Regions from separate parts of the Homo sapiens genome. Here region 2 is linked to region 1. A link is an interaction called in ENCODE POLR2A ChIA-PET data of the cell type or tissue named here. Cell type or tissue: Panc1. All regions are shown on one strand. Each heading gives the region's core, and the rest is flanking DNA. Links, peaks and the distances in the headings are about the cores only. Region 1 overlaps CCDC9B (coiled-coil domain containing 9B). Region 2 has its middle 40 kb from the start of CCDC32.

Region 1 (5,377 bases), core at 132-5,131:
TAAGCCTGTGTAAGTTGATCATTTCTCTTACTGTGCTTCGTGGGGACGGAGTAGAGGTTGGAAGAGTAAGTGGTCTGAGGTGTGATGGATGGATGGTGATGAATAGGTTGAGGAGGAAAAAGCAATTGCCCTGCTGTTCTCAGTGCCTGATGGCTTGAATGAATTGATTAGCGAAGGGCGGCAGAATCCATCTTAGTCGGGAAGCAATCCCGGGGTGGAAGAACAGTGATCTCTAGCTCAGCCACCTTTTGCCAACCTTAAACAGGCTGAGAAAAAGTTGTGCTTTACCAGAGCAGATGCCTAGCTGACAAAGCTAAGGGACCAGTAAGCATGAATATTAAGATTTACTGCAAACATTTAGCTGGCTAAGCACTGAGGTGAGGATAAGCTGCCTGATAGCATCACTGTCCTCACCTTTCAACCATTGGCCTCTAGATAACTCAAGAAGTGCTAACACCAGAAAGGCAAGTGTACATCTGTGGTGCTTGGTCAGAGCTTTGTCTACCATGGAGGAGGTAAATGGCTGAGAGGTTTAGGTTGCTTCAAAGGTGAGGTTTTTTTCTTCCCTTCAAGCAAACAAAAAAGACATGTGGGTGAAAGGCACAAATATAAGGGATTAGTTATGCTGCAAAATATATGGTAAGCAATTGAGCTCAGCTCATTATTAGACAATACTGCCCGGTACAAATCCGGAGTGAGAAGCCAGTGTTGGTGGGGCCCCCTGAGGCCTGCACTTCAGCAGAGCCGTTGGGGGGTAGCTACTGTTCTTTTACATTACCTTGTAGTCTGCAGGGAGGCATGGAAAAAGTCTGCCCTTCTTTTATTTCCCTCTTCAGCCTACACAATGGCTTTCTGAGAGAGGGCTTGGTAAGGTAGAGCAGAAGGGGAGTGAAAGAGTTTCCAAGGCTCTTTTGGTCGGCCCCTCCTTTTTGCAGACAGTGACATGTGGCTTCTACAGCTGCCCACGGCGGCTTCACATGTTGGGCACATACAGCAATATGTACAGTGGGAGCCTGCTAGCCGACGAGACAGGGCCTGGTTGGCTGAGGAGCAGTGGTCTGAATAGCTTTATTTCCAAGGGTTAGAAATCAGCTGCAAAATTGTCCATCAAGTTTTAAGCCAGGAAGGAGAGATCTGTGCAGAGGGGGTTACTTTCCTTCAAAGGCTTTGCACCGGGACTACCAGGACCCTTTCTAGGTGTTTGCTTATATTAGAAGTTAACGGTGTGCATTCATTTATTCCCTGACGGCCTGAACTTGAAGAAAGAGATAAGCCTGTTTTGAAAGTGAAGTTTTGGGGGGTGGAGGATCAGGGAAGGAACCCATTAGGCTGAGTTTGTGAGGGTATCTTCACTTTCCCCATTAATGTTAAGGTACAATGAAGTGTTTCTCTGAGGTTTTAAGCATAAGAAATATTTCTCTTCCTAACAGCCCTAGATTTCCACATGGTATGAGACCATGTTTTGGAAGCTTTTCTGTCTACCTTGTTTTTTCAGTTTTCACTGGGGAATTCTGAGATAGCGTGTTCTTTCGTGGAGTATTTATATCCTGTCTTGAAATGCTGAATGCATAGCATCTACTTGTTTCTACATGTTTCTTTAAGGAGAGCTGAAAGGTCAGGTCACAAGCTTTAGGACTACCACAGCTATGTAAAAGGGGTAATAATTGTCCTCTCTTTCCTGTCTACAGAGAATGGAGGTATTTCTGGAATTTCAGTTCAGTAACAAAAGGGCCACAGCTATACTTTTCGTTTTCCATCTCCCTCAGTGGAAGGAGAAACTGCAGTGGCTTTGCCTGTTTCTCATGACCAGTACTCACTCAGTGCCTGGCAGTGGGTACTCAGAATTTGTTGATCTCTGAGTTGATCAGCACCCAGTGGGTGCTGGGTGCTGATGGAATCAGCCTTAGTGTCATTGTGGTGTCCCTGTCATAATCTACTTGCATACCCGTATCCACAGCCCATAATCTGGTTCAAGGAGGTGGGTTGCTAAAGAAAACCCCTGCAAATCATAGCTGCACTGATCTCTCTAGCCTCAGTTTTTTTATTTCCAAGTTGAAGGACTCGGCCTTGGCCTTCCTGTTCTTTCCGGGTGCCGCAAGTCCACAGTGGTATTCCATATGGTGCTTAACGGACACACCATAGGATATGTGATCCATTCATTGTCTCCTAGGTCCCAGCCCTGCAGCCTCATGTTAAGCTATAAAAATATCTGCTCTGTCGACAGTTTTTTTGGTTACCTCTGTTTTACTTGCTGACATAGCCTGTGGTTTTCTGCTGCCAGAAAGCCTGTGTTATGCTTTTTGTCCCCTCCAGTAGCTAACTGAAAAAGCAAACAAACTTCTCTTTACCCCTCACCTAGACTCTACCAGGCTTTCCACCCTAAATGCAGAAATACCCAGCATGGGAGCCACCTGGTCAGTGCTCCTCACTGGATCCTGTGCCCCATTCAATTCTATAAACATTTGTTAAGCTACCACTAAAGGACCAGAAAATCACTCTCAAGGAATTTACAGTCATGCCCGCAAGTCTCCCCTTGTCAAACTATCCTGTTTTCTTAACTTCAGTATTCTGTTTTTGCAATAGCTTATCAGTTAAATAGCAATAAGATTTTAGCCAATATCCTTAGGGATATTTTCCACAAACCATTACCTTTAATTCAAGAACTTTAGTTTAGTTTAGGTCTTTATTTGGTGTCTACAGTGTGCTAAGTAAGCCTCAAAACTCCAAAAACCAACTTGTCCAAAAAAAAGCAATTGCATTGATTACCAAGGATTTCCTTTGACATACGTATACCTTTCTCTGCTACCTCAGTGTTCAGAGTCATTAGTTGAGGTCTCCCCACACTTGTGTCCTGGAGGCCCACCTGCTCCCTCAGCTCCTTGCTGGTATCCTGGATGGTGTAGAGTCACAGCAGTCAGGCTTAGAGGTATAGACAGCTCACGGCATCACAAGGCCCTGGGCAGGGAGACTGTGTGTTCTTGGGAGGGACCCCTGAACTGGAAGATGGGAAGCCTGGGGACTCAACAATGGCATTAGTTAAGGCCCTTGACCTCTCTCTTTTCTGCTAACCAAATGGGAATTCCTGAGAGCAAATGGAGGTTATAGATATGAAAGGGCTTTGAGATCTTGGGAGTAAAAGTACAACGTGTACACATGAAGTAATATATTTTCAAGGGAATGTCTGTCCCTTGGGCAATATGATGCACAGAAAGAAATGTGAAGGGGTAGGTGGTAAACATTACACCAGTGTCTAGACTAGCAGCATCAGCGTCACCCGGGAATGTGTTAGAACAATGACAGCTTAGGCCGCATCCCAGACCAACTGAAGAAGAAATTCAGAAAGCGAAGCCCGGCATTCTGTTTTAACCAGCCTTCCAGGTGATGCTGATGCACACTGAAGTCAGAACCACTGGCCCACCCTTTTCCTCTGATGCTGTAACTTAGGGGTAGGGTATTTCTGTTTTGACAGATGGTCATCGAGGTGCCTTTTGACCCTTTCTCTTGGTTAAAGACAGCAGTCCTGCTGGGGGAAGAGGAAATAGTGTCCCTAGTGCTTATAAGAAAAGGGAAAAAGGCTGCATTGTCCATTATTTTTGACAGTTGCCACAGAACTTGCCCTGGAGAGCTTGTTAAAAAGGAGGCAGCCCTGAACGAGTCCCCTCCCTCTCCCGCGAAGGTACTGCTGTGTTTGCCTCACCTCCTGCCCTGAGGCCTGCTGCTTCTTGAGCCAGTCCTTAAAAGGAGCAGTGGGTGCCACATTTGTTCTTTCTGGTGCCAGGTCTGTGCTATTTCACTTCCCCGGCGTCAAGTGGGTGCTTAATGAGCAGCTGTGACGTAAGGCCCAGCAGACTTGAGAGAAAGCAGCTGCAGTCCATGCTTTCTGCTGGCTGCTCTCCTTCCCTCTCCCAGCCTTGAGTTCTCCCACTTTGGTGGGGTTGTGGTCAACCCCTGTCAACCCTTCCTCATGAGCCCTGATAACCCTTGCTCAGAGATGTGTGTGGGGTGTGTGGACATGGATAAGTGACTCAAGATGGAAGTGACATGGTGTCTAGTTCTATTCCCTTGGCCCCTCCCCTTGATTTAGTCCCTAAAATAAGAAAATGTGGCTGTATTAGGATTTTTGACAGTTCCTTCTTGTTTTGGGGGGTGAGTGCGATCTTTTCCTGTTGTTCTCGTCCCTGACAGGGTCGGGGCTGGAGGTGACTGTGGTGCAACCTTCCAAACTTGTGCCTTGTTAGATAAGCTAAGCTCTCCTGCTTCCAAGGATCCCCAGTTCCTGTCCCTTGACCATAGCAAACGCTAGTCATGCTGCTCCTTTGGGTGACAAAACAACTCTGGGACACACAGAGCAAACTCCTCAAGGGGGTTTGTTTCTGGGGAAAATAAGCAGAAAACTGTGATGTGAGTGTGAGATTGCTATTGAGGTAGACAGAAGAGAGGAGGAACCCCTGTGAGCTGCAAGCGCAGCGCAGCGTGCAGGGTGAAGGGGGGTAAGTGTGATGGAGCCAGTAGGGGAGGTCAAAGAACACTCCTTGGTAAAGCAGGGGCACTGCTCGAGGCTGAGACTCCACTGGACCCCCATGGGACTGAAGGAAGCTCACCTGGTGGGCCGGATAATCTTTACAGACGGTTCCTTGTTTCTCTGAAAGTGCATTGAGTGCCCCCACCCCCCGCCCCTCCAGCAAAGATGAGGCTAGAAGAGAAGGTAAGGAAAAGATAGAAAACAAAGTAGACAGAGATCACACCAAATCGCTACTTCATTTATTCAACAAGTATTTACTGAGTGCCTTCTGTGTGCCACGCTACTGTTAAGACAGAGTCCAACTCCAACTGCGGGCAGGTATGTTTTCCATACTCTCCCCATCCAGGTACTAACCAGGCCTGACCCTGCTTAGCTTACGAGATTAGGCACGTTCAGGGTGGTATGGCCGTAGACTATTTTGGATACCCTTATCTTTAATTTTCTCAGCAACCCTTCAAAACAGGTATCACAAGCCTCATTTTGCAGATAAGGAGACTGAGGCTTTTAGAGGCTAAAATTGACCCAGGTCACCCGGCTGACAGATGGCAGGCCTAGGGTTCTGATTCAGTCCATTGGATTCCAAGGCCTGTGCTTGTTCCACCCGGCCACACTGCCTGTCATCAAAACACATGTCTTTCTTGCAGGCTGGTCTATTGCATTTCCGTCCCGCCATCTGTCAAAAATGGGCCTGGGACGGAGAGGCCTCTGCCTATTCTGCCCTCCTTGTTTCGAGACCTTAGGTAAAGCCAGCATCTCCCTACCAGCTCCTCCCTCCTCCTGTGTGCCCTCCTTTTTCCAGGCCCCCAGCCCTGTGCCTGGGCTCCTGGCAGCTGTGTTTCATGAAGACCCTCCACC
Region 2 (5,377 bases), core at 50-5,049, 200 kb after region 1:
CTATTTCGCTCTTGTTGCCCAGACTGAAGGGCAGTGGCGCAGTCTCACTCACTGCAACTTCGGTCTCCAGGGTTCAAGCGATTCTCCCGCCTCAACCTCCCGAGTAGTGGGGATTATAGGAGTATGCCACCACGCCTGGCTAATTTTTGTATTTTTAGTAGAGAGTGTGTTTTCGCCATGTTAGTCAGGCTGGTCTTCAACTCCTGAACTTACCTAAGGTCAGGAGTTTGAGACTAGCCTGGCCAACATAGTGAAACCTCATCTCTACTAAGTGATCCACCCACCTCAGCCTCCCAAAGTGCTGGGATTACAAGAGTGAGCCACTGTACCTGGCCAGCTGCTGGTTATCTGTTACAAGAAAAGGTGGATAAGCGCTGGGCGCGGTGGCTCATGCCTGTAATCCCAGCACTTTGGGAGGCTGAGGTGGGTGGATCACCTGAGGTCAGAAGTTCAAGACCAGGCTGACCAACATGGAGAAACCCCGTCTCCACTAAAAATACAAAATTAGCCAGGCATAGTGGCGCATGCCTGTAATCCTAGCTACTCAGGAGGCTGAGGCAGGAGAATTGCCTGAACCTGGGAGGCGGAGGTTGTGGTGAGCCAAAATCCCGCCATTGCACTCTAGCCTGGGCAACAAGAGCGAAACTCCATCTCAAAAAAAAAAAAAAAAAAGGAAAAGGTGGATAAGTCTCTCTGGATTTATTTTCCTTACCTGTAAAAAGGAAATAACCATAATTACCTCAACTACTTCAGTAAAATTGTGTTGAACAAATTTTTTGAATTATAAAAGTAAATAGGTAAAAGATAGTTTATTAAATAGGATATAAAAAGGGTCAATAAACAAATGAAAATATGCTCAATATCAATAGCCAACTGAGAAATGCAAATTAAAGCCACAGTGAAATACACACCCACCAGAATGGCTAAAATTAAAGACTGATACTACCAAGTCCTGATGAACACATGGAACAATTAGAACTCTCATTCATTGCTGGTGGGAGTGTTAAATGGGACAACCACTTTAGAAAACATATTGGCAGTTTTTAAAAATAAAACTAACAGACATAACAGTAGTTCCATTTTGTGGTATTTACCCAAGATAAAAGAAAATGTATATTCACAGAACAGCTGTACATGAATGTTCATAGCTGTTTTATTCACAGTAGCCAAAAACTGGACACAAATATCAGTTGACGGGAGAATGGATAAGTAAATTGTGGTATATCCAGAACAATTAAAGACAAGTCAGTAATTTAAAAGAAGAACAAATTATTGATACACACAACATGCATAATCTTTTTTTTTTTTTTTTTTTTTTTTTTTTGAGACGGGAGTCTGGCTCTGTCGCCCAGGCTGGAGTGCGATGGCGCGATCTCGGCTCTGCAAGCTCCAGCCTCCCAGGTTGACGCCATTCTCCTGCCTCAGCCTCCCGAGTAGCTGGGACTATAGGCACCCGCCACCACGCCCAGCTAATTTTTTGTATTTTTAGTAGAGACGGGGTTTCACCGTGTTAGCCAGGATGATCTCGATCTCCTGACCTCGTGATCCGCCCACCTCGGCCTCCCCAAAGTGCTGGGATTACAGGCCTGAGCCACCGCGCCCAGCCACAACATGCATAATCTTAAAAATATTATGTTGAGTGAAAGAAGCCAGACACAAAAGAGTATGTACTGTATAACTGGATTTATGTAAAATTCTAGAATGGACAAAACTAAGCTATAGGGACAGCAGATCAGTGGTTGCCTGGGGCTTATGGGGGTTGGGGCAATTGGCTGCAAAGAGGCATGAGAGAACTTTCTGGAATGATGGAAAGGCTCTGTCTTCATTGGGGTGGTGGTTACATGTGTGTATACCTTTGGAAAAATTCATCAAGCTGTTCTTTTTCTTTCTTTTTTTTTTTTTTTTTTTTTTTTTTTTTGGAGACTGGGTCTTGTTCTGTTGCTCAGGTTTTCTACAGCCTCGACCTCCTGGGGTCAAGCAATCCTCCTGCCTCAGCCTCCTGTGTAGCTATGATTACAGGCCTATGCCACTATGCCCAGCTAATTTTTTAATTTTTTGTAGAGGCAGAGTCTCGCTATGTTGCCCAGGCTGGTCTCCCAACTCCTGGGGCTCAAGCATTCCCCTCACTCAGCTTCCCAAAGTGCTGGGATTACAGGCATGAGTCACCATGCCCAGCCAAGCTGTTCTTTTTTTTTTTTGAGATGGAGTCTCACTCTGTCGCCCAGGCTGGAGTGCAGTGGCACAATCTCAACTCACCGCAACCTCTGCCACCCGGGTTCAAGCAATTCTGCCTCAGCCTCCAGAGTAGCTCGGATTACAGGCGCCTGCCACTGTGCTTGGCTAATTTTGTTGTATTTTTAGTTGAGATGGGGTTTTACCATCTTGGCCGGGCTGGTCTCGAACTCCTGACCTCGTGATCCACTTACCTTCGACTCCCAAATTGGTGGGATTACAGGCGTGAGCCACTGCGCCCGGCCAATTTTTGTATTTTTAGTAGAGACAGGGTTTCACTATGTTGGCCAGGCTAGTCTCAAACTCCTGACCTTAGGTAATCCGCCCGCCTCAGCCTCCCAAAGTGGTGGGATTACAGGCATGAGCCACCATGTATGGCTGAGCACTCTTCCTCTAAAGTCTCCCCAAACTATGTTATGTCTCCTAAATTCTGAAAAAGTCCTTCTAAATATTCTAAAGCCACACTCTTTTAGACTTATTTCCAAGACCTCAGGGAGGCCTACCAGTCCTTCTCAGGCCACTGTAACTGACCTGAAGTGTCCTCTTACCCAGACCTCAGCTCCTTTGACCTCACCCTGGCAGGCCACTGGGACCTCGCCTGCTCCTCAGAGCTGACCCTGCCTGACACCCCTTGTTTCTCCCTTAAGCTTTGAGTGCAGAGACCCAGGACATTCAGGATTCAGCCACAGGTGCTCAGGGAATACTGGGTGGCCTCTGGCCTGGGTTCTCCAAGCCTTAGAAGCCACCCACCCATAATGTCTGGTCCACCCAATGCCCTGGCCCTTGGATGCTCATACTTTGGTGTCTCTCCTTAGGTATAAATAAAATAGTGTCAATAATTACATATCTTTGTCCTTGGCCTTTTTTTTTTTTCTCTCCATGACCTGCAAGTCACCGTGGATGGTGGCTGGGGTGGTTGGGCTTTACTGTTCTTTCCCACTGAGAGTGCAGACGAAAGACCTCTGCAACAACACCTGTGAACTGCCTGGTGCCTGTGTGGGCCCACTGCGGCCTCACCTCACACAATGTGGGCTGTGTAGACCAGAGCCAGAGAAAGTTAAAGCTGCTCATGCACTAGGGATAAACACAATTGACAGTGGTTACTGTCCTTCCAGAACATTTTTTTTCATGAAAATATGTGGGCTTGTTTGTAAGTGTGTGTTGGGGGGTCATTTGTTTTTAACAGGCTGGGCTCATGCTCTTTCAGCTCAATAAATATTTATTGATTAGCTACTGTATGCCAGGTACTGTTTTATATAACTGAAAATAATACTGTAACTTGCTGTTTTTTCTTAAAAGCATAAAATCTTTCCACATCAGTACATAATGATCTCCATCATTATTATTGACAGTCACATGGTAGTCCATAGCAAGGCAGTTTCACAACTCCAGAATTTAACTAATTTTAGACATTCAGATTGTCTCCATATACTTTTCCATTACAAGTAATGCTGCAGTGAATGCCTTTGTCATATGACCTTGTACACATTTGTAAATATTTCTAATAGACTCCTATAAGGGAAACTGCTTAATTAGAACAAATGTGCTGGCTGGGCGCAGTGGCTCACACCTGTAATCCCAGCATTTTCGGAGGCCGAGGCGGGCAGATCACCTAAGGTCAGGAGTTCAAGACCAGCCTGGCTAACATGGCAAAAACCCATCTCTACTAAAGATACAAAAATTAGCTGGGCATGGTGGCATGTGCCTGTAGTCTTGGCTTCTCAGGATGCTGAGGCAGGAGAATCGCTTGAACCTGGGAGGTGGAGGTTGCAGTGAGCGTCACTGCACTCCAGCCTGGGTGATAAAGCGAGACTCTGACTCATAAAAATAATAATAATAAAGTAAATATACTGAATTTTTTATTTTACTTTCTTTTTTGAGACAGGGTCTTGCCAGAGCAGCAGTACACCGATACAGGAGTACAGTTATGTGATCTCAGCTCACTGCAACCTCTGCCTCCCAGGTTCAAATGATCCTCCCGTCTCAGCCTTCCAAGTAGCTGGGATTATAGGTGCAGGCCACCATGCTGGGCCGATTTTTGTATTTTTAGTAGAGACAGGCTTTCACTGTGTTGCCTAGGCTGGTCTCGAACTGCTTTTTTTTTTTGTAACACTGTCTCACTCTGTCACCTAGGCTAGAGTGCAGTGGCACGATCTCAGCTCACTGCAACCTCTGCCTCCCGGGTTCAAGCATTTCTCCTGCCTCAGCCTTCCGAGTAGCTGGGACTACAGATGTGGGCCACCATGCCTATCTAATTTTTGTATTTTTAGTAGAGATAGGGTTTCACCATGTTGCCCAGGCTGATCTCGAACTCCTGATCTCAAGCGATCCACCTGCCTCGGCCTCCCAAGGTGCTGGGATTACAGGCGAGAGCCACCGCACCCCACCGAATGTTCTTAATTGTTGTACATAGGTGCTATGGTTTGAATATTTGTACCCTCCAAAACTCTTGTTGAAACTTAATTCCCAGTGTGGCAGTATTGGGAAGTGGGGTCTTTAAGAGGTGATTGGATAATGAGGGCTCTGCTTTCTCACAGATGGGTTCTTTCATTCATAAATTCGTGGATTAATGGGTTACTGTGGGAGGGGAGCTGGTGGCTTTATAAGAAGAGGAAGAGAGACCTGAGCTAGCACATTAGCACGTTCAGCCCCCTCACCATGTGGTGCTGTGCTCTGCCTTGGGACGCTGAAGAGAGTTCCCACCAGCAAGAAGGCTCTCACCAGATACAGCCCCTTGACCTTGGACTTCTCAGCCTCCATAAGAGTAAGAAATACACTTCTTTTCTTTATAAATTGCTCAGTTTTAGATATTCTGTTATAAGCAACAGAAAACAGACTAAGATACCAGGTATCAAGATTGTACCCATTCATTCCGCTACTACTAGTGTACAAGAAGGCCCTTTCCCCTACTCCCTGTGGCCTATCTTCAGTAATTTTGTCAATTTGATAGATAAAAATGGGCAATAATCTTTTCAACAGAAATCAGCCTCAGCGGTCGATACTGACTGAGCAGTTTACAACCTTCAGCACAGGGCACTTCTAAAGTGTAAACTGAGAGAGGCGAAGCTCTGGCCGCTCTCATGGGGAAGATTCGGATTTGGCTAACACTTGCACGGTCAGTCATGTACGTTCACACACTTGGTCT

The links. Peaks named below come from ENCODE experiments on the same cell type or tissue, not always from the same donor. Only the 100,000 strongest peaks of a DNase experiment are listed, where the experiment ranks them.
Region 2: POLR2A ChIA-PET joins it to region 1 with 26 read pairs; 2 of 35 experiments call an interaction of 5 or more read pairs at or near these places.

The regions. Positions count from the first base shown.
Region 1 is chr15:40,326,713-40,332,089 of GRCh38, forward strand. It overlaps CCDC9B (coiled-coil domain containing 9B), which reads right to left. Exons shown (of 11, transcript NM_207380.3): 11 at 4,740-5,377. It overlaps INAFM2 (InaF motif containing 2), which reads left to right. Exons shown (of 1, transcript NM_001301268.2): 1 at 1-3. It also overlaps the pseudogene RNA5SP392. Among named protein-coding and RNA genes, the nearest start is that of INAFM2, 5.7 kb to the left of the region's middle. In Panc1, for the core only: no CTCF peak of the experiment used is centred there; no DNase peak of the experiment used is centred there; H3K27ac peaks cover 684 bases.
Region 2 is chr15:40,522,851-40,528,227 of GRCh38, forward strand. It overlaps a transcript of CCDC32 not described here. Among named protein-coding and RNA genes, the nearest start is that of CCDC32, 40 kb to the right of the region's middle. In Panc1, for the core only: no CTCF peak of the experiment used is centred there; no DNase peak of the experiment used is centred there.